5 separate regions of the Mus musculus genome follow, and regions 1, 2, 4 and 5 are each linked to region 3. Evidence: chromatin loops called from intact Hi-C (ENCODE). Cell type or tissue: left cerebral cortex. All regions are shown on one strand. Region 1 overlaps Slc8a3 (solute carrier family 8 (sodium/calcium exchanger), member 3). Region 2 overlaps Slc8a3 (solute carrier family 8 (sodium/calcium exchanger), member 3). Region 3 holds the start of Slc8a3 (solute carrier family 8 (sodium/calcium exchanger), member 3). Region 4 overlaps Slc8a3 (solute carrier family 8 (sodium/calcium exchanger), member 3). Region 5 overlaps Slc8a3 (solute carrier family 8 (sodium/calcium exchanger), member 3).

Region 1 (5,000 bases), 110 kb before region 3:
GGCATACTAGGCCATTCAAATGGAAAGCACAGCTCTGTCCATTCTGAGACATCTCCTGGGCTTGCGGAGAAAGCTTGCCCTGAGGTCAGAATTCTCTCTCTGCTGCTCCATCTGCCTTCACATCTAGCTTCCCTTAACAGGGGGATTGGAGTAAGGCAAGGAGGTCTTTGATGGAGACCTTTACTTTAAGATCAGTCAATGTCAAGGAGAGAAATAACCTTTGATTGTAGAGATGTGGCAGATAAGATGGCTCCTATGGGTTCCTTGTGGGAGTGAGATGAGTTATGACCAAATATATTGCTTCTCAACCTCCTGGGACAGAAACTCAGCCTTGTGGATAACTGTACTTTGGAAAATGTGCTGAGAGTTTGTTCCCTGTGATTCCTCCTATCTGTAAACAAACCTTGCCTCCAAACTACATCATGGAGAACTTTACTTATCAAACTCTCAGAGTTCTCTCTCTCTCTCTCTCTCTCTCTCTCTCTCTCTCTCTCTCTCTCCCACCCATATTCATTTTGCCACCCCAGAATAATGGCCGTTGGGTCTTGAGGACCTCTCTATGGATACCATGTGACAGGTTGGCAGGTGTTAGGACAGAGAGAGGAGAAGTGAAAAGAACAAGAGAGGAAGAAACAGGAATGTAGAAGTCAGGAGAAGGAGGAGGAAACATAGGCGAGAGGAAGACAGGAAGAAGATTGTTACTGTTAGTGTGGAGGACAGGGTACTACACCTTTCTGAACACTCATATCCACCATGCGGGGGCCCATCATCTCAATGACGTAATTCTTGTTTTTCTCATACGCCTTATCATCAATTACCTTGATGTGAATTGTTTTGCTGTGGATGGAAAAATAAAGTTTCATAAGCAAGGGCAAGGCAGCTGGAGAAGAAACAGGGAAGAAAAGAGAAAGAGACCGAGAAGGGTTCAAATTGGCCCTAGTTCCACAAGTGCATGGAGGAAGGTGGCTGCCCTGGCCCTCCTCCAGCTTCAGTGAGTCCTTTTGAATTTCATGGGGCTGCGTGTTATAACTATACTTGAAGACTAGAGGTAGCTCAGGCTTTATAGACAAAGGTTCCGAGTTTTAATCCCAGAGATGCTCTGTGATCTTGGACAAATATACAAACAAGACAAACAATGTTTCGATAGTATCAAGGGTTATATAGCACCTCCTTTATCCATTAGGGATAATTTTCAAGACCCCAGTGAACATATGACATCACAGATAGTACCAAACCTTATAATGCTGTCTGTGCATACATATGATAAAGTTTAGTTTAGACATGAGACACAATACAAGATAACAACTAGTTATAAAATAGAAGAATTATAACAGTGCCAGTTTGGCATGGGGGTACACACACTTGTAACCCAAGTACTCTGGAGCCTAAGGAAGAAGGTTGGTGTGAGTTTAGGGCTAGCATGGACCACACAGTAAGTTTGAGGACAGCCTGGACTACAAAACCAATACCCTATCTCAAAAGACTAAACTAAACAAAAACCACTCACACTCACTATAATAAAAGCTGTTTATAATTTATTACTTCTGGAGTTTCCCTTTTAGTATTTTCAGACAATAGTTTCATAGGCAATAGAGACTGTCTGGTTCCCACACTTAAAACTTAAAGCCATTAATGTCTATACATTGTAACTATTAGTGAGTTTCACTGTGACATTTTCAGAAATATCTTACCAGCATCCAGCTCTCACTGCCCCGTCTCATCTGCTTCTCTCCCTGCTCCCCATAATTCCCCACAGTTCCCTGTGATCCTTCTGGAGACTGATGCAAGGCTACTATGCACATAAGAAGATTGCCCCGGTAGGTCTTCTCATAAGGCTTATTCTCCATCTCTTTGCTTTTGGAACAAGGAAGAACTTTTTTTTTTTAACTTCTAGAACCAGCAGATGATGACTGAAAGTGCTTATTTTATAAAAAGAACAGAAAGGAAGGGACAAATAGGCCTGTGGGAATCGTGCCCAGAATAGTAGACTCTTGCCCTTTTGTGTGGTGGTAGGGATCACAGGGAGCCACGAGAACTGCTCTGTTTGCGTCACACATAGTCTAATTTGTGGTGATGGAGGAGATGCTGTCTACAGACAAGATGCTGCAGTGTGTGAACGTGAGAGGAGGGTTCAGAACTCTGGGGCCGTTTGAGTCGGGATCAGCGTTCAAGTTCTACATCAATCCTTTGGCCAATTTCAAGCTGTTTCCCACATTGCTTTGTGTATGAGAAAGTGTTATTCTGTAGAACAAATGTGTAGGTGACTGTTTTTGTGTCACCTACCCACCCGCCCTGCTGCTTCTCCTTTCTTCAGTTGCTTTAAAAAGAGAGGTAAGCCCGTGCCTCGAAGCTGTCCCTTCTGATGGGACATTGCAGGACCAGAAACCCTCTCTGCACATTTTGTCTTCCCTGGTGAATGCCATTGTGTTGTGGAACAGCCTCTCTCTGCAGCATAGGAATGCAGAGCTCTGCAGGACCCTGGTCTGCTCCCATCCACGCGCCCTCCCAGCCTTGGTGTTCACAGAGGAGACAGTGGCCCTCTGATCTACTCTTTATTCCTTTTAAATGAGGCATGGCCATCTTTATAGTCTAACTTGGCACAGGCTCTTTGTTCCCTGAAGCCTCCCCAACTCAGCCTTTCCAGTCTGCCCATGTGTCTCTGGTTCTTCTACTAACCTCACTTACTGGGTCCATCCCTCCTGAAGTGAGCATAACAGCTGTTAATCCTGCCCTGGACCATGCCACTAATTGCTTATGAAATGACACTTTTAACTTTGATGGCCTTTATACCCGCTTCAGTTCATTAAAGCCTGGGTAGCTGTCATGGGAAACAATGTCTCTGCAGCCCGTGAAAGTCACAGCACTATGGCTTTCCTTCTTCTAGGGACTGATAGCCTGGGTTAAAAAAAAATCTCTCCTCTATTCTTTCCCTCTGGGTAGCCTTGGGCAACCTGATAAAGCTCAAGCTCTAACATCTTTCAAGTGTAAAGTCTCAAGTGCAAAATGGCACAATAGTATCTACTTTGTAGTGTCTCCCAAATAATGTGGAAGCACACGGAGGGAGGTGTGTTCTCTACTGAGGGCTTTAAAAAATGGAATTATTATTATTAAGTATAGCACCAATCCCAGTTTGAGAGTCACATGTAAAGGCATCTTTTTTATCTCCAGTCATTAAGCCAGCAAATAAGGGGAAATCAACAAATAGTGCTTTCTGCAAATAGAAGTCAGGTCAAGAAAGGGCTGGAAAAACCAGAATAATAGATCCCCAAATGGGTTATTACTGGGGCTTGGCGTGCTAGGAGGGGTATAGAGAGTCTCACAGTCTCTCAAAATCTGGTCTCTGCCGTTATCCATGAGAAGCTCTGGACTGTTATACCATGTGGATCAAGTCATTTTGATTTCTAGTCAGCAGATAAACAGGAAAAGAGACACTGTGGACATCGTAGTAGAAGACAGGAGAAAGGAAGGCAGGTGTTGAGTCACAGCAGGAGGAGATGAGGCTAGCTGGCTGGAAGCGCCAGCTGGAGGGTAGGGTGAGGGAAGGAGGCAGTGTTCCCCCTCTGAGCTCATTGGTGGGAAAGACATCTGTGTCCACTGAATGCATTACCTTGCCTGGAGGCTGGAGAAACCCTTACAGCTTCCTAAAACTGACACAGTTTTCATTTCTGTCCCTCACACAAGTGAGACCACAAGGACATTAGCTCGGAGTCATCAGCTGGGCCTCGAGTTCTTTCCAAACTTGTTCCCTGAGTTTCAGCTGTAGCATAATCATCTACCAGTTGGCTCAGACTCTGAACCCGGAACCATCGCTCTCCTGCACTGATGCTTTCCTTCCTTCCTTCCTTCCTTCCTTCATCCTCTCCACCCGACTCTGGCTCCAAATACCTTGACCATCAGCCTTCACTCTGCAACCAAGATCAGGACACCAGGGCTTCTCTCTTGGACAGCTGCAGCCTCCAAAGAGACTTTCCTGTCCTTGGCCCTACTTCAGTCTCTCTCTCTCTCTCTCTCTCTCTCTCTCTCTCTCTCTCTCTCTCTCTCTCTGTCTCTCTCTCTCTCTCTCTTTCTCCTGTTACAACCAGAGTGGGAGATTAAAAAGGCAGTGTAGCCAGAGGTGGTGGCACAGACTTGCAATCCAAACACTCCAGAGACTGAAGGATTGTAAGTTGGTAGGGTTGAGACCAGACTGGCCTACAGAATTCCAGCTTAACCTTGATTGCCCAGTGAGACCCCTAACTCAAGTGAAGTCCAGATCCTGTCATGGCCTCTGCAGTTGTAACAAGCAAAATCCAGTGTCCCAGAGGAACTTCTCCATCCGATCCAGCGGGGCCGAGCTTCAGACCTTGCTCATCATAAGGCCCCCTTTCACTGCTCCTGAACACCATACTCTTTCCACTTTCAGACTGGGTTGTTTCTCACTCAGGGTAAGCTCCCTCATGTTCCTTGTCTGGGATGCTCTTGACCTAGATCTGGACTTATTCTCATATGTTGGGTTTTCTTGCCCACCTTACCTCCCTGGAGAAGCCTTCCATAGCCACCGTAGCCCCTAGAAGCCTCCTCCCACCATGGATTGCAGTCTGTTCCATCTCACCGCTCCATTTGTTCATGGCTTGAAGTTATCTTGTTGCTTACTGTTTCCAGTCTGTCCGTCCCCACCTGAGTATAAACTCTGTGAGAGAAGGGACTGAGCCTATCTTATTTGAAGTATGTCCCTGGCACATGCCCAGCCACAAGAGACCCTCAGAAAGACCTTGTAGAGTCTTTAGCAACCAGTACACTGGTTGCTAAACCACCTGGGGGCTCACATCATTCTGCTATAAAGACATGTAACAAAGGACAAAACAAAACAAAAGAAAACAAAAAAACCAAGACAAAACCTCTGAAGGTCACTGTGGTTGGATACTCAAAACCTCTGAGGGACACAAAGTCTGAGAGGCCAATACCACCCATCCTACCCCCTCAACTGGCTTAACCTACTCCATTCATCCATTCTGGGGAAA
Region 2 (5,000 bases), 110 kb before region 3:
CTATATGTGTGTATGCCTATGCTGGTGTTTGTACATGAGCATGTCTCTCTGTGTGCATGTGTGTCTGTACATGCATATTCATGTGTGTGCATGTATATGCATGTGTGTGTGTGCATGTTGTGTTTGTGTTGAGCATGTTTCTCTGTCTGCCTGTCTTTCTCTCTCTCTCTCTCTCTCTCTCTCTCTCTCTCTCTCTCTCTCTCTCTGTATGTTTTATACAAGGCTTCTTGCTCACCCTCTGGGACTGTCTTCCCAGTCTGATTGCCTGCCTATCCACCAGAGCTCCCATCTCCACTGGCTCTTCATCTTTTCTCCCTTCCCTCTGCAAGGGCCCAGCTCCCATGCATTGACCAAAGCATTCTGTAGGCCCAGTCTCCAGTGTGCTCCCTGTTGTGCTCAATAGAGAGAGGACAGCTAGGGGTTGGGATGGATAGAGAGGATGGTGAGGATATGGCCTTTGAATTGTGCTCTAGACAGATGGATGCTAGTTCTCTGTCGCCCTAGCACCTGCCTTCCTGCCCTCCTCAGGCGGTGGGAGTTGCATTCCTCAGCATGGTCCCTTCTGCTGGCACCTCCTCTTGGTAACATCATCCCCCTCAAATCTCTGTCACCTCAGGCCCGGACTCTCACAGCAGTCAAACTCACTTTTGGCTCCCATGCTTCAAGCTCGGTTACAGTACATCCTCTCGTCAGCCAGGGGCTTTCTGTGGCTTTTAAGGGAAAATCTTTAGTATCTGTGTGTTGTTGAACTGCTGACCAAAGATTTAAAGGCAGCTCCAAAAATAAGACCTCCTTTGGAACCTAGAATCATTGTTCAGAATGAGTTTTGAGAGATCTGAGGACTGCCGTACTAGAGAGCGCAAAGTGATGATGGTGTCTGTATCAAGGTTGACCCTAAGAATAAAGAGTCCTTAATTTAAACCTAAGAGAGAGGAAAGTCCTCATGTGCCACTTTTTTTTTTTACTTAGGTTCCAGGAAACAGATCCTGCTGCACTTAGGATTCGATTGAACGTGAATGAGGGTGAAGAAATGGCAGGCATTAAGTGTGCTGTGTGCTGCTCCTCCAGATGTGCGAGTTCTAGTCTCGGCTCCCATAGCAGGCACAGCTGTCTGTACCTCAGCTCGAGTCATCCATCTGATACCTGCTTCAGGCCTCTGAGGTTAGCTGCAGACCTGTAGCATATTCTCTCTCTCTCTCTCACACACACACACACACACACACACACACACACACACAAATAAAAACAAATCCTTTTTTTAAAAAAAGAGACCGAGACAGAGACTGTATGATCTAGCTGAGAAACTGACACAACACAAATATTTGGAAGGCTTGAGAAATCACAGCATGCAGGGCTCCATTCCCAGAGTGCCCGGTACCACAGCTCTGCCCCAGCTTGGAGGATGTGCACTGTGGACACAGGCCCAGGTGCTGCATGGCTGCTGAGCGAGCCTGCACAGTTCACCTGGCTTGTTTCACAAAATGTGTTCTGCCAGTCTCCCTCTGCACACTCAGCCCTAGGATACCTACCTGCCGTCTCTTACCCCAAATGCATAAACCCAATTCTTACCTCAGGACATTTGTACTAACCGTTTCCTTTCTCTGGACTGTCATTCCCCAGAGAGTCTCATGACTAGGTTTTCAAGACCATGTCTCAGCTTATATGTTAATTCTCTGTCTTCTCAGCTCTAACCTCCAGCAACTTTCCGCACCATCGTCTTATCTCGCCTTCATCCTATTAGCCTTCTTACCTGGTTCCCTCACCAGAACACAAGTGCCATTAAAAGCAGAAACCCTGCCTGCCTCACTCACCAGCACTGGCACACACTCTGGCCCATGGGCAGTTGATATATATTGAATGGATGATTTGTGAATAGTCGTAAGTGGTGGAGCCAGAAGCTGAGCCCAGGATGTAAGAGCACAGAGCCCACACTTAGTACTTAGCATAAGATTACCATGAGGATGCAGAGAGCCCTTGGCTGCCTCTTTCACTCCATCCCTGCACACACTACTCCATTGAGAAGCCCCGTTACAGAGCTACCATTATGAAAAGATGGCTTTAATACTTCCCCCATCTCTTCCCCAACAGTCTAGACCTCTTTCCCCAACCTTCAAAACATGTTTAAAAAGAGTTGCCTTGTCTACAGCCTTCACTGTTGCCACTTTAATTATTTACTGGCGATGGCTCTATGTCTCAGCCTTTCCCCACTGCTCTGTCTTGTGCCTGATGCCATGGAAATAAAGATTCTCTCCATCATTCAGTAGTGAAGAACTCCAGCTTCACGGTCAGAGCCATCTGTATACAGTACTTACAAATGTTAGCCTCTAGGCTAATTTGTGAAGCTTTCTGTAGGCCTCGTTTTCCTCATCTGAGGGAGGGAACAGTTTGTAAGGCCCACTCACAGGGTCATCAAAAAGACCAAAGGAGATAATGTGAGGAAAGCTTATAGCGAGGGACCAGCAAAGAATAAGTAGTCAGAAATGACATTACATTTGATGATGTTCTGTTTAAGCTATAACTCATGTAATTCTTTCGCTGGTCCCCAGTATGGACTCATAAAAGGGTATAACATACCTGATTGTCTAATAAGTAGGGCCAAGCAGGGTACTTTCTCAACTCCACGGATGGACTGATGAAGAATCACAGATTGTCTCACTGCCATACAGCTGTCTGTCAGCCTCCCCTATTATAACGAAAGGGGATAGACCTTTTCCTTCACCCATAGCTCCAGTGTCACAGGATAACCTTCCCTACCAGCCAGCTCTGCTCTCTCTTCTCAGCTGATTGCAGAAGCGACCCAACTGCATATTCACACCCCACTAGGGATCCACAGGCTTAAGGCTCCTGCTTTATCTCCATAATGGAAGGGAGTCCAAGAGATCAATTTGTATTCCTGCCCCCCCCCACCCCTCTCTGGCTCTGATAGGCAAAGTTCCCCAAGAGTGATCAGGGCTTGTTGACCCCATCCACCCAAGACTCTGATCTGGTGGTGCCATTTCCAGGTTCTCAAATCCCTTTGCTTCCCTGGCCTCACTTCTGTGAATCCTCCTGGGCTCTATCCTGGGTGAGGCACTGTGAGAGTCTGTTCCCCTTTTAGAGGCCGGCCGTTCCTTCCTCCCATTTCCACAGCCTCAATCTGTCCACTGTGTGCAGAAGGTTTGCAACCAATACTCCCTTTAAGCAGGGCATTTACATATTCATTTCCTATTGGAAGAAATAAAATGAGCTTGGGGAAAGCCTGGATTTACGGAGAGGCCAGATTCAACTGACAGGAGGCAGCCCAGGGGGTGGGTTGGGGGGAGGGGTGCATGTTTGTGTATACTACACATCTGGGGGCTGCTGCCTTCTCGGATGACATTATAGGCATGAAACCGATGGACTCATTCACCTGAGACAGGAGGAGGTGACATTTTGAGGTGATAAAAGAAAACGCAATGATTGTGACAATAATATAATACATTTTCAAAGGTACATCTGCTCGGAGGGCTCTTAATCAAGGATTTCAAAGCACTTTCCCTCAATCTTGCCCATTCATCTTTCCACCATCCCTGGGAAACAGCCGGCAGGTAGGTAGCAGAGCACTATAAATAGACTACTGTATCATTATCTGTGATGTGAGCACTGTGTATTTAGACAGCATTTTCTCTGAAGCACTCAAGAGCTCCACACACATGATATTATCTAATTCGAACTCATTCATACAGTGTCCCCCACATTTGCTGCCTTCCAGGCAGTTTGGAAAGCTCCCAAGCTACAGAAACTCACATTTTCTATGCCAACTCTCTTCCTTCCTTTAAAAGGTCACAGGCAGAGGCACTTCTCAGAGCTACTCTTGCTAACCTGAAGCAGCCAACACTACAGCTTACTCACCTATTCTAGGTATTGGGGGGGGGGCACAAACACCCTCATACGCTAACTCAGTTTTATAATAATGATATCAAGGGATGGGGTGGGGGTGGGAATTCCTTTCCTTCCTGCCAGATCTCAGGTGAGTCTACCTTTCTAGTTTTAGTGACACCTCCCTTATGTGGCTGTCAGATGCACTTCATGATCTTAAAAGAGACAGGGTAGGAGATGGACTGGAGCATGCGCCAACCATATGAGCTCATGACTGAGGCCACACTCCTAGGGGAATCTCTGCTTACCTTGAAAGTGCACATCACCTCTCTACCTCTATGTTGGATTTCTTCCACTCATAAGAGCTTCTGGACTTTCCTTCCACTGATGCCATTGGGCGAGTGATGTTCTGGTATGTACTAACACTACTTGTCCCCAGTTATACAGAAGTGACCAATTAATGCAGTTGTCACCTTCTCTGTCATTTCTAGTGTTCTAAAATCTGTGAGGACGAGCACTGTTTGTTTGGTTAATTGCCTCTATCTGCCGAGGTGAGAGCATATGTCAGATGCTTGGTAAAGGTGTATGTGGCATGAGGGAGGGAGGGAGGGAGGGAGGGAGGGAGGGAGGGAGGGAGGGAGGGAGCCAGCGGCTGAATGACGGAAAGACCACAGCAAGCATCTTCTGGGTTATGGTTTCACTCTTTCACACAGGTCTGAACGGGGAATGCTGCTGTTATATTTCCTGGAGACTACAGCCTCACTGTTGTCTCTCTCAGCCATTGGGGACAAACAGCAGCAGCTGAATAGAAATCATGGAGTTTATTTGGCTTCCTCCAATAATTTAGTTGCACTCAGGACTCAAGTTGCTCTTGGGATCTGCTTCAAAAGCCCAACAGAATCTCCACCTGAATCTGTCTCTATAGTAGAGGGAAAGTGAGTGAAGTCTGAATAGTGAAAACTTCAGCTAACGTCACCTCTATTGCTGGCAGATGTGCGATCCTGGCATTGAGCCTAACCTCTCGGAGCTTCTGTCTCTTCAGCAATAATGTGAGGATAACTTCTACATTGGGTAGTTGTGGGAGTTAAATGGGGAAACACAGGCAATGGGCTCAGCGACCAGCTGCCCCTTCCCCTATCCTGCCCCTAGATCCCCACCCCTAC
Region 3 (5,000 bases):
CAGACAGGCTTTGAATTTATAATCCTCCTGGTGAGATTACAGACATTTGCTGCCAGGCATGGCTTGATTTTACAAACAGAACAAAGCCAACAGCAACAAATCAGAGTTGATTCGAGAAAACTTCTCTCCCTTCTCCTACTGGGAGGAGAAGACATCCCGGGTGGGGAAGATGTAACAAATCCCTCTGATTCCATTAGTTTAACCAAACAGTGTCCAAGTGCCTACTCTATGCTGGCTAGGGACACAAGGATAAGCCTTGGGGATACAGTGTGGATGAAGGCAAACCTTCTTTCTTCTCTTCCTGGAGCTCATTGTCTAGAGCTGCGCTTCTCCTCCCCGACCGACCCCCCCCCCCCCATCGCTCAGTCACATCAGTAAAATTCAGTTCCATTTTAGATCACTTCAAAGTTGTGGGTTCAGATTAAGGATGTAGGAAATAAGGAAATCTAGCCTGGTCAGAGAAGGAATGGAAAGCTTTCTTGGGTAAGGAATGTTAGAGGTGGTGGGGGAAGAACTATAAGTAGTCCATGGAGAGGGCCTTGCATCATGGCCTTCTGGTCTTCAAGTAAAGAAAGAATCTCTACAATCAAGTGTCAGTTATGCAGGCTCTGCTCAGGCTCCTTACACACACACACACACACACACACACACACACACACACACACACACACAAGTACAGTTCATATATTTTAAGAGACTTGTGTGATGTAGTGCAGACCCAGGGTGACCAGTCCCCATCCAGTCACCCAAAGCTCTGGTCATTAACCATCCTCTTTTGCAACACTGCAAGACCTCACTGTAGAGGCAGCTTCCTCTTGAAGTTAGATGAGCAGCCAGAGGCTGCCAGCAGGGTGGGAAGGTGGGGAGAAGGACCCGTTCCGGGAGGTCACCTGCCCCTGGATTAGTGAACCGATCCCCCCCACTTCAGGAAGAGCATGGCAGGGCCACTATATTTGTAAACCCGGGGTAAACAAGAGCACAGCTCAAGTGGATGGGGCACAACAGGTGTGAAAGATTAATCACAGGAGCTGCTGCAAGTCACCAGGTCGCTGGAGGCCTGCAGGCTTCCCTCTGGGTACCCCACCAGAAGACCAATGTGTTCCCATTGTGTATCCACAGCCCTCCCCCTTTGGAAGTTTCTTGACCACCCAGGAGCTGGGCACCTGGTGCCCAGCTGCAGTCTACAGTTCTGATAAATTGCACCCAATTTCAATCTTTCTGCCTGGGAAACCTTAGCACCAAACATTCAGATGCTTGTTTGTTAATTGCCAAAAGAGAAAGAGAAAGAGAGGGAGAGGGTAGGAGGCAAGCAGTGAGTGAGGAAATTTACAGCACTGCATTAAAGGCATTTGTTCTATCCCCTCCCCTTCCCCTTTAAAAATAAAACACAACGAATGAAAAAGAAAAACTACCTCCCTCCCTGAAACCCCTCTAGCAAATCCTATTTATCCTCTGACCCAGTGTGGCTCAGGTCCTCAGGGCAGGTCAGCCAGGGCTTGCAGAAGCAGCCTGGCCTTTAAAAGAGGGCTCCTGCCTGAGAGAGAGAGAGAGAGAGAGAGAGAGAGAGAGAGAGAGAGAGAGAGAGAGAGAGAGTTGAAGAAAGGAGGGGACCTTAGTTATATACTTTTCACAGCTCTCCAGGCAGCCCTGGATTTCTCAGATCACCAGGTAGCTCTTGGCTGGAGAGCCCTCTGGGATTGGAGGGAAGGGGATACAATGGGACTGCAGTTATGGGCAGGCAGCAATGGAGTCCCGAGATTGGGGTACGTGCATGCGTGTGCGCGCATGAGTTCGTGTGTGTGTGTGTGTGTGTGTGTGTGTGTGTGTCACGCGCATGCGCGCGTCCGCCTAGGGAATAACGCGGTCCCCCTCCTAGCCACTCAGCTCCAAGAACTCACACGCCCTGACACCCGCGACACACACACACACACACACACACACACACACACACACACACACGCACCGCCATGAAGCTTCCTCATTGAGCTACCCCGCCACTAAGTCATCAAACCCAAAACAGGACTGTACACACGTTTCCAGTACTATGGCTCACAGGCATCTCTAGCAGCACCCCCAGCACTCTAGCTTAGACACCCTCCCAGATTTTCCCCCACTACACCGCATATACAACATATTTCCCGGGCACCCTCCCCCACTTTTCTGGCACTAAACCCGCCGCAAGGCAGCGCATACGAATGATCTTGAGAAATAACTTATCATGATTCTTCACCAGGGACCCTCTCTCGGGAGAATATCAGGCTTGGGATCTTGGCAGGCGTCCCCTGCCTCTGCGGTCCTCCAGAGCTTGGGGATTGTGGGCTCATCCCATTACTCACCGATTCCCCTCAGCCTCCAGAGCTCGATGGGCAAGTGAGGCGGGCTAGGAAGGTGCACGATGCCCGCGCCGCCCAGCTCCTCACGGGCCGCAGCGGCTCATCGCCCCCGCGGGCTGCGGGCCGGCTGCAGCGGCGTCCAGGGCATGGCAGTCCGCCGCGGCTGCCGCCCGGAGCTGTGGGCTAGCAGCTGTCAGGGGGCTACCAGGCAGCGCATCTGGAGCAGGATCGCTGGGGCCAGGGCGCAGGGAGCGTTGTACAGACCCTCGGCGGCGTCCAGCCAAGGAGCAGAGACTGCCCGAGTGGCCCAAGCAAGGCCCGGAGTCCCGGCCGCGGTCGCCTGGGGATCCCTATGGGAGGGGTGGGACGGAGAGCAGCGCGGCGCGCCCTGGCGGCTCGGAGGGACCCCGGCGGGGGCTGGCTGCCGCGACGCCCGGGCTTTCCCCGGGCTGGGAGCGCGCGGCTCAGCCTTGCCCACTGTCACCACCGGAGACGTCTCGGCCTCGCCGCGCTCAGAGGGGACGAGCGTAGGGGCTGGTTTCTGGGTGAGCCTAGAGCTTTGCCCATTAAGCCTCCGCAAGGAGCCAAATCAAAAAGCCAATCTCCAAGCCTCCAAACTCGACGTCACCCTATCAGCTGGGAGACAGCTACACCGAATGACAAGCCGCGCATATTTAGCCTCGGGAGCGGAGGGGAGTTTTCCACAGCGCTTCTCAGCGGGCCTGGGACACCAAGCACGGACCTAGCATGCAGAGTCCCAGGAGATTGAATGCAGATGCAAGCCCTACCAAGAAGCCACCAACCCAACCGTTGAGCCTGGAGCTTAGAGCATTGGAGCTGGCTGCAGCTGCAAGGAGTCCTGACCTGGATTCCCGGGAGTTGGTAGTCCTGAAGTCCCGGCAGCAGGCAAGAAGCTCGGCACAGGCTTTCCTCTTGTCCTCGGGAGACGCCACCGCCCGCAGTCCCGAAATTAAGTTCCCTCCAAACACATTGTGGTTTTTAAATATAGCAGGGAATGATTACCCAGGCAAGGTCCACCCAGGCCTAGGGGAAGACTCGAGGGGGATGGAGGTTGGCAATGTGTGTGTGTGTGTGGGGGGGGGGGGACAACGACGACTCCTTTTTCTCTCCCATTTATTCCCCCCCCCCCTTTCTTGGTGCAGAACTCACCCTGTCATTTTCTCAACCCAAGTCAAGCAAGAGCTTTGTGAGAGACGCTTGGGTGAGCACTGCTATGTTGGCTTTGGTGATTTTTAAAGCTAAAAATAAAAGGGGGCTGCCTTTCAAATTGCTGCTTACTCTGGGCCTGGAGACCAAGGCAGAGATGGTCCTTTGATGCAGCATCAGAACTAGGGTTTGGGGCTTGGCTCGAGAGTAGTGCACACACAGCCTTAAATCAGATGCCTGTAATTTCTGCTATATTTGTCACGCGTGGTCCTGGTGGCAGGAGGAGTGGGCAGACATGCCTAAGGATGGGATTGCGTGTCCTCAGCATATTGGTGTCATCAGGCAGCTGTGAAATGAGAGTGGAGGCTGGCCTTTTGCATAGACCCCAGTGTAGATGGGACAGAAACTGCTTCTGCTGTCTGAAGCCAAGCATAAGAGGAATCAGACAGTATCCTATCTCCTGAGCAGAGTTAGTGCCAGTGAATTTGGTTGCATTGTTTGATACCATCCTCACAGAAGGCTATGAAATATACACAATTACTCTTCCACTTTTCGGTTGACCTTTGTTGTCTAGAAGTTAAACAGCTGTCCTAAGAGGACATGCAGCAGAGTCAAGGATGGGAAAGGAGGAGACCAAGTAGAGTCCTACTGACAAGCAGCAAAGTGTGATACCACAAAGCATGTACAACCCTCCAGCTCCCTGACACCAACCAGGGAGAAGGACCTCTTTAACAAGGTTTGGTCCAAAGAGCTTGTACCTGCAAGAGGTAGAAAGCACCCGAACTTGGAAGGAAATATACTCTTTGGGTGGGGACCCTCAGTGCAGTGTTCCTTTAGTAAGTCAGAAGGTGATCCTATCCTGAATTTGGGCTCCTTGTGGACTGCTAGGAGCGGTTTCAGATAATTTATGGGCCTTGAATCTTGGTGATTTTAAGAGCTCAGATTCTGGCATTGTAGGATTTCAATGACTTCAAGGCATGTGAAGGTTTCATACCCATCAGGCAGCAGGATTGGCCTTGTGCTTGTCTGCATGGAACAGCAGGACAGAGTCTAAATGGGCTTCAGTCAAGATGAGAGGGACGGATGTGTGCAAACTGGGGTAGGTAACTTTTAGAGATACCTCAGATCTTTTATAAAAGTGAGAGCTGTTGTGACTCAGTGATTTTCCTGGAATATGGCAGTGACTGGGGATGTAAATGAAGAGATGCGTGTGAGGATGTGTGTAGTGGTACTCAGAACAGTGAAAAATTGAAATCACTTAAATTTTTTTCAACAAAATTGGGGAAATAAACCACAGTCAATGATACAATGCTATATAAAATTTTGGTGGTGGGGGGGGGATCCTCCACCCTCCAAGTTGAAATGTTGACTGGCTTGTGCAGACAACCACAGATGCTGTTGAGTTCAAATGTACAAGATGCTGATGCAGCATTCTGGGTCTTGGCGTGGAAAGGTTTCCATTAAAACTTTTTGTGTTAGAATGAGAAGAAAAAAGTAGAA
Region 4 (5,000 bases), 120 kb before region 3:
AAGTCTACATTCTCACATGCAATTAGTTCTTTTATTCAGCTCTTTAATTGCTTTCATTCCACACAGTAAACCTCCCACAGGAGTCCTCTAGTCCTTGGATAATCCCAAGGACAAAATGGGTTGGAGGCCAAGGAAGTCTTTTTTTTTTTTTTTTCCTGAGGCCTAGGAATTAGTGAAGTGTGGGGCAGAGAAACTTGGGTTCTTGTGGCTGCAGTGAAAGCAACTCAGGGGAAGACTATGAAGCACGGATGGGTGTTGCTAAATAGAGAGACTTATTTATATGAAGATTTTTCTCCTTGGAGAAGGGCAGTTGACAGTGGCGCAGGCTCCAGTATCTGAGCCAGTTGTTGGAGTTATTGTTTTCTGCAACCAATGGGAAGGCTATCTGTGACAAGGTCTGGGAGCTGTCCGTGGTGCTGCACCAGCCTAGCGCTGGTGTTTGTTGAAGATCTAGGTCTTTTTTTTGTTGTTAGACTTGTGCTGTGACACATGTGTAATGCATTGTAATTGATATGGACCCCTCCCCTCGTTCCCTATCACCTCTGTCAAGACTCTCTCAACAAGTTTCCATTCCACATTCATACATTTTAGTTAGATTTTGAGACCCTGTGAGTTTAACCTGGGCCGTCTGCAAAATGGTGGGTTTGGAACTATATGCTGGAGAATTGTGGGCTCCCTAATTGTTTACTCAACTGACAGCAATGACCCCCTAGTTCCCAGAACCTATCGTGGTCACTAGGGTTGCAGGTTGGGAGGGTTGTTTTGACTTCCTTTCCCTTCCATGGTTGCCATTGGTGAAAGAGTCATTCTTGTGCAGGCTCATTGTAGATGAGGAAAGTTCATTGAGTTCATGATGAGAATGGCTGTACAGTGTCCATGGGATGGCATTCTCTAGTTCTTCTTCTTGTCCTCTGGCTCTTGCACTCTTCCTGCCCCTCTTCCACAATGTTCTCCAAGCCTTAAGGAGGGGCTCTACATGTCTTGTTTACCATGGGTAACTCACCTTTCACTTATTCTCCATTCCTTTTTATACTTCCAAGTTGGATGTTATCTTCTAGCAGCCTCACCTCACATACTTTAATATGGGTCTCTGGTGAGTTTATTCTGAAGGCAAATCTGGAAGTCTGAATTGATGGGGGTATTTGCAAGGACAGCAGTCCTAGAAATGGAACTGCAAAGCATTGCGGGGAGAAGCCCTTAGAGAAGGCAGAGAAACTCCTTAAAGAATTGGTAGCCTTTTCTTCTTCTCTCTGGCATTGGCATCACACCGTACCGCTTGTCTCAGCAGTGACAGTGTCATTCTGCCCCTCCCTCCTCAGTTCCCTCGTGTCATACTTTACATGTGCCACGAGAAGTTTATACCAATATAATGAGCTCTCCAGTGACACATAAATGTACCTGTCTAACCCCTTGTCTAGCTATCAATCTAGCACTATATCCATCTGGCATATTATTGATTACCTGCTGACCTGTCCACCCCTGTGGTGACAGCCACTTTTTGTATCTAGCCTCCTGCAAAAATCTCTTTGACAAGCAGCCAATCCTCTATGATTAAGTCACCCAGAGCCCCACAGAAGCACTGTTTATATCTGTTAACTGACTCTCTCACACACACCTTTCTATAAACTCTGACTTGCAAGTTATCCTCTCTTTTTTCTAATTTTTGTATAATGGTCATTACTTTAAGTTCAAGTTAAGTTAATTTCTTCAAGTTCCAAACATAAAAGACAAAGGATAATCACTCCTCAGAATTTCCAGTGAGGAGAACAAAGGAGAGGTGATCTTGATATTCAGGCCGACTAAACAAACTCTCAGTTCTAGGAATAGAAAGGGAAAGAGGTGGGGAGGGAGGGAGAATATAAATAAGATGGAAGATTGGACAAATACTGGAAGAACAAAGAGCCTTCCAGGCTAGACAAGGATGGACTGTGAGTGCTCTGAAGACATCCCCACAAAGAAGCAGAGGTGGGGTTAAGTCTCCCACTTTAAGGCCCCTGAACTTGACGAGACAGCCCAGGACAAGTGCATTTACTCTCGTTCACCACCAGGCACTGTTAACCATGTTTCTGTTCTCCCAAGAAGGTTGAAATCAAAACCTGAGCTGTCTGGTAGCTATGAAGCCTAGTGAAGGGCTCCTCAGAGGTCTATCCGCTGAAAGGTAGAGAGCATCCCCTCTGTGTTTTATATTTCTACAGGCATTTGAAAGCATGTTAAAGGTGCAGTGAAACTTAAACCAAATCCAGATATGTGTGTTAGGGAGTGAAGGAGAGAGCTGGAACAAGGGAACCTGAACATATTCATGTGGGGGTAGTATGAGCACAGAGAAAGAAAGAACAGCATCCTGGGGGCAGAGTGCAGAGCATAGAGCTGGAGCTAGCCCTTATCCTCCTGGCATAAAAATAAACAAGAAGACAAAGAGGTTATAGCATCACTTTCACAAAAGGAAAACACTAGGTGCGCTTTTTGCTTATGACTTCAAGGAGGCGAATGATCTTCTACATCTATTGCTTCTTCCTAAACCCAAGGGTTGTCCTGTAGGTAACCTCGAACACCAGTGCACTCTGTAAGATGTTTCTTCTCTCAAATGGCCTCAGTGTGTGTGTGTGTGTGTGTGTGTGTGTGTGTGTGCATGTGTGTGTGTTCAAAGAACAGATGAAATGTAAGATGTTCTTTTAAAACATCTTGAAACTGTCTTGTGGAGCCCATTCCATCTGAATTGAGTACAGTGCTGCCAGACACAAAGGGCTGCCTTCTTTTTTGGTCATGAGGTTGGATGCTGTTCGTGAAGGGCTCCCACTCATGCCAGTCTACTCTCAGAGTATGTCCACGTCCTACACAGGATCTAAATTCTGAATGAGTATCTCTCTCTCTAAAATAAAGTCTCTACATGTCTTTCTTATCCAGAACCCTGTTCCCTCACAGTTTTACTAATTGGAGCATATGTAACTTTAAGGATAAATGATGAATGAATCTAAATCTAGCAATTTAGGTCTCATCTGTGATGAGTTAGCAGGTCTTTAGGAACAATAAAAGTCTCTCTGTATATTTTTAAACAAACTACCTTTCATGTTCTAGGTAGTTACTGGTTGTTTTTTCCCGGGTGTCTGGGGTCAGTCTTTTCGTTTTGAATTCTATGTCAATCCTGTTGGAGATTCTGGTCCTAACTTTTATCCTAACTCACCCAACAATAAGATGCAGATGAACTGAGATGCATGGAAGTCTATGATCTACTGTCCTCTTGGAAGGTTTTCTTTTAACGACTAACTATGCGTTCCCCCACATTCACTGATGAGAATGATGCTCAAGGAGTTATCTACTTCCCCATAATTACATAATTATGTAAGGGGTCTCACAGTCTTGGGAGAATCTGTCAGGTTATCTTGACCCTGAAGTTCCTCTTAAGTAAAATAATGGATATTGATCTTAAACCAAGTAATAGCATTGGCAAGAATAGAAAAGAGGGGAAAGACAGACAGCTCTTACCTGGAGATAACAGGAGCGCTGTTTGCAAGTGGATACCAGAGAAGAGGGAGAAAGAAAAGTAAAGAACATTAAGGACCCATTTGAAAGTGTCCCCTGGCTTTGTGGCTCCTGACAGCAAAAGGAATGCAGTGGGTTTAGAAGGTGAGAGCTCAAGAACACATGCAGACAGCAGCATTTGAGCATGTGCAGCGCTTGAACATGCGCAGCAACAGCAGCAGCAACAGCAGCAGCAAGAGGCGTGAGAAGCTGGAACAGCTGCTGAGCAGTTATAAGAAAGTTAGCACCACACCTTCCCTGAACACATGAGTGCTAAGGATGGAGGCATGAGGATGGGAGGACCAAGTGGATAAAAAGGGTGCTAGGGTGATCACCGTGACTCAGTCTGAAAAGGAGTGAGGACTAGTTATCACAGACACGGTGTGCATCTAGCAATCCTGCCAGAGTAGCTGGCTTGCTGATGACAAGTGAAGCATAGGGCTTGAATGTAAACTCCAGATAGCAATATGCAAGAGTGTAATAGTGTTCACATCTATGATTCCCAGCTCTAGCCTTACAATCGATCATGCTTTGCCTCCTACCACCCATAAGGTTTTCACAATCACAAATGGTATCTTAGATACCATTATGGCCAGGCTTTTGACTTTTCCCTAAAAGAATGATATAAGGAAAAAGATGCATCCTTCATCAGACTGTTGTCCCTGAATGATTTGTAATATCTTGGACTTCAGAAACATGGACTCCTCCTACTTTGTTGCACCTGTCTCCTCTTGTCCCTGTAGTTAGTAATGCTTAATAAAGCCTTGTTGTTTACTATCTTGAAAGTTGGTAGTGTTTTTGTTCAAAATGGTAGGTGAACTGTAGAACAGAGGGACAGTCAGACCAAGACTTGTATAAGGACAGGAAACAATCAAAAAACACACACAACACAGGATATCTCTAGCTTATTTTTGTTTGTGCCAAACTCTCTTGTCTCTATGGTAACCTGACAGGTTCTTCCCATGATTGAGAGACTCATTACATGAAATAAGAGCTTTGCTTATGCTAAACTCTCTTGGACTTCAAAATCCACCAGTTAAAAAGAAATTCTCATGATTTTTCACAGCACATTTTCATCCTGATTGTATGTGTAATTGTACACCCCTCACTCCTTGGCACTTGTCAGGTCTGGCAACATCTTGCTACATACTCCTGGTAGAGACTGACAAGGAAGAAGAGTCTGCTTATATATGTGGGGATATCTCTAAACTTTTTTTCTAGTAACCTCAAGGAATGCAACACATGCCTGAGACCCTCCATATGTGTAGACAACTGCACATTCATAGCCACTGAAGATATGTGTGGACTCAGAATCTACATGGTGTGTAAGTAGGTGAGCAACAGTCAATTTTTCTTAGTTGTTTCCATTTAGACTGTGAAGGTAGTTAAATGGCCAGTGGGTATTCTCATTACATCGACAAAGATAGCAAGGGAGGTAGTAGTTCATTCTGTTCCTTCTATGGATCAGCAGGAAGAGCACT
Region 5 (5,000 bases), 130 kb before region 3:
GCAGACAGGGAAGGTAGTCTTGGTTCCTCAGGTCCCCCGATCTGAGTTCCACAAACCCCTCCCCCACCAGGCATCCCAGTGCACGCCCCTCTCTGTTTCGAGAACCATTTTCATTGGTTCCTATTTCCTAGAACCCAAAACACTGTGTTAAAAGAAATTTTACTTCATCTTCTCCACTGTGACCTTCTTATGGTCAAGGACTAAGTCTTCATTGTGTCACCAGAATGTAACTGAACACATGGGAGGTGCACACAGTAGGAGTTTTGAGTGAGTCCTGAGCAAACAGACATGACTCTGAGTCTCTGTGTAAGGAGCCCTGGCTAAGTATGTCTTTCTAGTCAGTCTTTCCCTGCCCTTCCCTTCTTGTACAAAACGTTTCCTTGCTGCTATCTACACAACCCACATGACCTACGTCCTCCTGCTTCCTGAAGTCTGGCTGTGACAGATATCATTTCCATGAACTTTTTTTGTTTAAAAAAAATACTATGTCTAGCATATTAGTCCTTGTGTGTGATAGGAGACAATACCTTCAGTTCAATTGCATCTGCCTCAGCAGATACCCAAGGTGGCCCCTGGACCACTCATTGAAGAAACACAGGGGGAAAGCAGGCTGTGTGTAGAGACATATAAGTAGACCTTTTATTTTATTTTTATTATTTTTTTTTGAACCAACCCAACATTTCCACCGGCAACTGTCAACACAGCTTAGGACACGAGCATTGTTTTATTTTTTATTTTCTTTTTAAAAAATCTGTTTAAAATTAAACAGGTGTCGTTTTAATTTTGTCTTTCTCTCTTAGAAAATGTATTTATGTCAATGCAGAAAGCCTCAAGACCCGTGGGCAGTTTTGTAGTGTGTGTGTGTGTGTGTGTGTGTGTGTGTGTGTGTGTGTGTGTGATTTAAAGCCAGGTCTTTTCAAAACACACAGGGGAAAGGTCTGGGAGGTGGGGTGTCAGCGTGTCAGTTCTTGTTTTCTAGAAGCCTGGATTCTTTGGCAATGTGGTGACTTGGATCCCTTGGGGGCAGGGCATAAGAAATGCCCCACAGTCTGGGAAGAGGGAGCTTTATGCGGTTTAAAAACAAGCAGGAACATGGGGGAAATGAAGGATTCCGGTCCCCATCCAATGAACATGCTTTCAAAAGTGGCCTGAAGGCCAGGAGAGGGGGAAGGAAGCCCCTGTTCTCTTACAAGCCTCCAAATTCATTTCAAGCCACCTCTTCAGCCCTCGGAGTATGGCACATCAGCCAGGGAGGGGTGGTGACGCTGCCATGCCCCCAATCACTGACACTTTAAGAGACCCTTAGAGACACACTCCCTTAGAGACCTCCCCAGTTGAAGACCCTCTTCTCCCCCACCTCAGACACAAACTCAGAAACATTGGAGAGGTGTTCCCCGTGTGTCCCCGGGTGCCCTTGGTCAGCCTGGAACACTCTTATCTCTGCTCTGAAGTCTCTTTGTGGGAGGGCACACACACACACAGGTGCAGCACAGAGACGTAGAATGGCTTCCACTGAGAAGAAGGTGATTCCTCTGTGGTTTGGCTTTGATGTCAATGCACGAAGAATGAAGCTCCTCCTATGCCCTGAGTTGGAGCCAAGAGATGGCAGCGGCCTGATGAGAGTGGGAGGGTGTCTGTCACTCAGATTTGGAATTCCTTCAGGGTCCTTTGTCACTAACTTCAGGAAGAGAAGACAAGACAATAACCTGGTAGGAGAATGAAAATGACTACAATGACGACCAGGTGAAGAGAGCATCCCAAGGCAGCCATTGTCCAGATGGCTCCTTCTCATACCCTGACAGCTGAGTGAGGGAGTCTTGATGCATCTTGCTGGAGACAGGGCAGATCCTGCCCCTTGTGGGGAACTAGAGTCAAAGGAATAGTTGGGTGGTGGGATAGAAGGGGACGCTCAGGGCTGTGAGTGGCAGGATGGGGAGAGGTGGATTTTTTGCTGTTGTTGGTTTGTTTTTAATTAAATACTTTGGACAGTGGATGCCTTCTCCAGTTTATTGGATTGGTTAAGTTTTGCCCTTTCTGTGCAGTGCCAGGGCCAAGGTCAGGTGAAGTTCCTGGGGCTCGGGTCCCGATGTGTCTGCTCCAGGGATGAGTAACCTGGGAAGGTTGGTGAGGATGCGTCCTTCTCTCAGGAGAAGTCCCAGGTCTGCCCTGTGGCGGTCTTGTTCCGGCGGTTCAGAACCCCTTGATGTAGCAGTAGGCCTCCAGCGTGGCAAATAGTATGTAGAGGAGCCATAGGCTCACAAAGAGCCATGTCGTGGCAAGCTTGCAGCCACGAGGACCTCCGAGCTCCCCGCCCAGATGGGGCCGCCGACGATACAAGAGCACACTGAGGCAGACAAATGCAAAGATGGTGAAAAGAGTGACCGAGAAGGCCAGAGTGCCAGCGGACACATGGAACTCCTGTCCCTGCATGGCCCAGTAGATGGCGGCCACGGACCAGGCCAAACCAATACCCAGGAAGACATTGACGGCATTACTGCCTGTGACGTTGCCAATGGAAGCATCTGCATACACGTCCTGCAGGGCAGCGGCTTTGCTGGCAAATGTATCTGGAAAAGGACAGAGACAAATGGGAGCTGTGGGAGGATGGGCTGAGCGGGGCCTTATGAGCATCCTTTATAGGCAGCTTGGCAGCATGGGCAAAGGGACCACTTCCAGCTCTGCTACTCTTGAGCTGTGTGGCCTTGAGTGCATCCAATATGGGTCAGGGTTTCCTAGTCCTCATCTGTAGGTATCTGAAGCTTTCTACGAGCTATTCCCATCCCAATATTTACCTATCAGGCATATCGTTCCCCACTGACTCTGTTTTTAGCAAAGAAATAATTCATAACATCTACCCAAGGAACTTTCACATCCCTGGAAGCAGGTTGCCACTGTCATGTGGGTCATGCACTCACGTAACCTCGACGGCGACTGAACGATGCCCATGTGCTCAGGAAAATAAGGGCTAAGGCATCTACAGAAGGTCCTTAAGTTAGCTAAAGACTTGACTCTAGAATTCCTGTGGAAGAATCCTTTTCATAGTATCCTCCCACAGCCAAAGAGTTTCATCAAGAGCCATGCAATCAGAGATATGAACCATAGCATATTCTTCTGAAAGCCCCGGTGTCGTCATGTGCTTTCTGGACCAATTTTTGGGTCTTGGAAATACCTTAAACTATGCCCCTATGCAGTATATCCTGATATCTCACTGTTGCCAAGTTTCCTGGATCTCCCAGGGAAAGTGTCTTGGTCTATCTTAACTATAATTTTTCAGGTTGGCTCTTATCTATCCCTGGTTATTTTCCCCATATGTCTTTCCCCCTCACATCTGCCCCTTTCCCTCTGATGGCTGAGGCATGTCAAGGCCTGGGGAGCAGTGAGCACAGGGCATCTCACCTGCAAGGCTCCTGGCACCATTTGATTTCTTAACAGCAGACTCACTTCTATAATAGCCAGATTTCTGACATCACTAATTCATAAAGCAGTTCTCTCAGCCCCCCAGTCTGAGCTGGGATTTTAGAAGAAAGATTTCCTGAAATGTGCTGTGGGTATAGTGTGATGATTCATTTAGAGTATTAACTTGGTTAGATGGGGATTGGTCGAATGGTATCTGTGGGTGTGTCTGTGATGAAGTTTCCAGAGATTATTAGATCCTAAGGGCTATGAGTCAAGGAATGGACACATTCACTAATGAAGTCATAATTCAGTGACATTATTAGGAGGCACTGAAAGGCAAGAGGGACCTAGTTGGGGCAGGTATCTCACTGGGGAACATTTCTTGGGGGATAATAGCTTGCCTTGGGCCTTTTACCACATTCTTTGTTTCTTGTCAAGCAAGATATGAATTGCTTTTCTCCATCGTATCCTTCCATGACATGTTGTGCTGACACCCCAAAACTGTGAATAAAATGGATTCTTCCGTCTTTAAGTTTTTCTCTTGGGATTTCTGTCATAGCCACACTGAAGAACTTAATACTTAGAATTGACCTCTGGAAGGGTATCCTTCTTTGTTACGGTGACGGATGCCCCAGATTCACCCTGGAGACCTTTGCCTGGTGAGATTTAGTACAAATACTTGAAGCTAGCAAAAGGTCAGAGTTCAAATGCCGTAGAAACCCAGATTGAGTTAAGTAGGGAGCCTGGCCTAATACCTGCTACTTAGTATTTGTCATTCAGGCATGGTTTCCATAGGACCTGCCCTGACTCAGCTTAACTCAAGGTTTCCTGTTTGACACCTTTACTTCATAGGAATTATTAAGATGGATTTTAATTAGTTGGGTCTAGTCTCCTTTGCTAGATTTTTTTTTTTAGCTAAGGGCTGAGGAGGAAACATGTCTGCCTTGACTCACATAATAGATCTGCAACCAGCACAACACCGTACCAGGCATCTTGAGAGCTCAGTCAACATTAGTCTACTAAACGAATTAATGAATAGTTACTGCGGTTTGCCTTTGGATGCTTAGAAGAAGATAAACAGCATGGAATTCCTCACACTAAAGGACAAATCCCACTAAGGTTCTCATGCCAGTTCTGATAGGAGACGCTTTGACTTCAAAGGTGACCACAGGAGCAAGGGAGGCCAACAAGGATTGTAGGTATCTTTATGGGGACATCTGTGAGCAGGCTAATCTTTAAACTCTCATAGGCTGCCGAAGGCAAATGGAAGGGCGTTATTCTATTTATTTAATTACATTGCGTGTATCTTATTAATATAACATGAAGGCTAAGAAATCGGGCCACTCACTTGGTTAGGTACCATATACTTGGTAGGCCTCAGTTTCCCCTGTCTAGTAAGGCTTGGATGAGCAGGGCAGGGATTGGCCATGTGAATTGTTTGTGACCCACAGGGCCTGCTGTTTCTGATCTGAGATTAGGCAGAGTGTAGGGGTCATTTAAATGAGGGGACATCCTCCCTGCAAACTTAAGCACTCCTCACTCTCACCTGGCACAGAGGTGCCGAATGCCACAAAAACAACAGCTGTGACCGAATCCTTGAGCCC

What was found. A loop is a pair of places that touch in the nucleus more often than their neighbours do. Peaks named below come from ENCODE experiments on the same cell type or tissue, not always from the same donor. Only the 100,000 strongest peaks of a DNase experiment are listed, where the experiment ranks them.
Region 1: it touches region 3 in a loop (2.7-fold over the local background); 7 of 42 quality-filtered maps call a loop at or near these places.
Region 2: a loop joins it to region 3, with 3 times the contacts of the local background. A loop is called at or near these places in 6 of 42 quality-filtered maps.
Region 4: it touches region 3 in a loop (2.7-fold over the local background); 8 of 42 quality-filtered maps call a loop at or near these places.
Region 5: a loop joins it to region 3, with 2.6 times the contacts of the local background. A loop is called at or near these places in 7 of 42 quality-filtered maps.

Annotation. Positions count from the first base shown.
Region 1 is chr12:81,215,991-81,220,990 of GRCm38, forward strand. All of the region lies in intron 2 of Slc8a3 (solute carrier family 8 (sodium/calcium exchanger), member 3), which reads right to left. Among named protein-coding and RNA genes, the nearest start is that of Gm3693, 9.8 kb to the right of the region's middle. In left cerebral cortex, no CTCF peak of the experiment used is centred here; DNase peaks (open chromatin) are centred at 2,229 and 3,551.
Region 2 is chr12:81,223,117-81,228,116 of GRCm38, forward strand. All of the region lies in intron 2 of Slc8a3 (solute carrier family 8 (sodium/calcium exchanger), member 3), which reads right to left. Among named protein-coding and RNA genes, the nearest start is that of Gm3693, 2.7 kb to the right of the region's middle. In left cerebral cortex, no CTCF peak of the experiment used is centred here; DNase peaks (open chromatin) are centred at 1,992, 3,676 and 4,871; H3K27ac peaks cover 429 bases.
Region 3 is chr12:81,330,305-81,335,304 of GRCm38, forward strand. It overlaps Slc8a3 (solute carrier family 8 (sodium/calcium exchanger), member 3), which reads right to left and starts at 2,876. Exons shown (of 7, transcript NM_001167920.1): 1 at 2,337-2,876. In left cerebral cortex, no CTCF peak of the experiment used is centred here; DNase peaks (open chromatin) are centred at 1,907, 2,114 and 2,974; H3K4me3 peaks cover 1,986 bases; H3K27ac peaks cover 1,260 bases.
Region 4 is chr12:81,205,971-81,210,970 of GRCm38, forward strand. All of the region lies in intron 3 of Slc8a3 (solute carrier family 8 (sodium/calcium exchanger), member 3), which reads right to left. Among named protein-coding and RNA genes, the nearest start is that of Gm3693, 20 kb to the right of the region's middle. In left cerebral cortex, no CTCF peak of the experiment used is centred here; a DNase peak (open chromatin) is centred at 2,780.
Region 5 is chr12:81,197,301-81,202,300 of GRCm38, forward strand. Slc8a3 (solute carrier family 8 (sodium/calcium exchanger), member 3) reads right to left here. Exons shown (of 7, transcript NM_001167920.1): 6 at 4,943-5,000; 7 at 615-2,567. The coding sequence ends at 2,191. Among named protein-coding and RNA genes, the nearest start is that of Gm3693, 28 kb to the right of the region's middle. In left cerebral cortex, a CTCF peak has its summit at 2,441 (motif pointing right); DNase peaks (open chromatin) are centred at 2,475 and 3,008.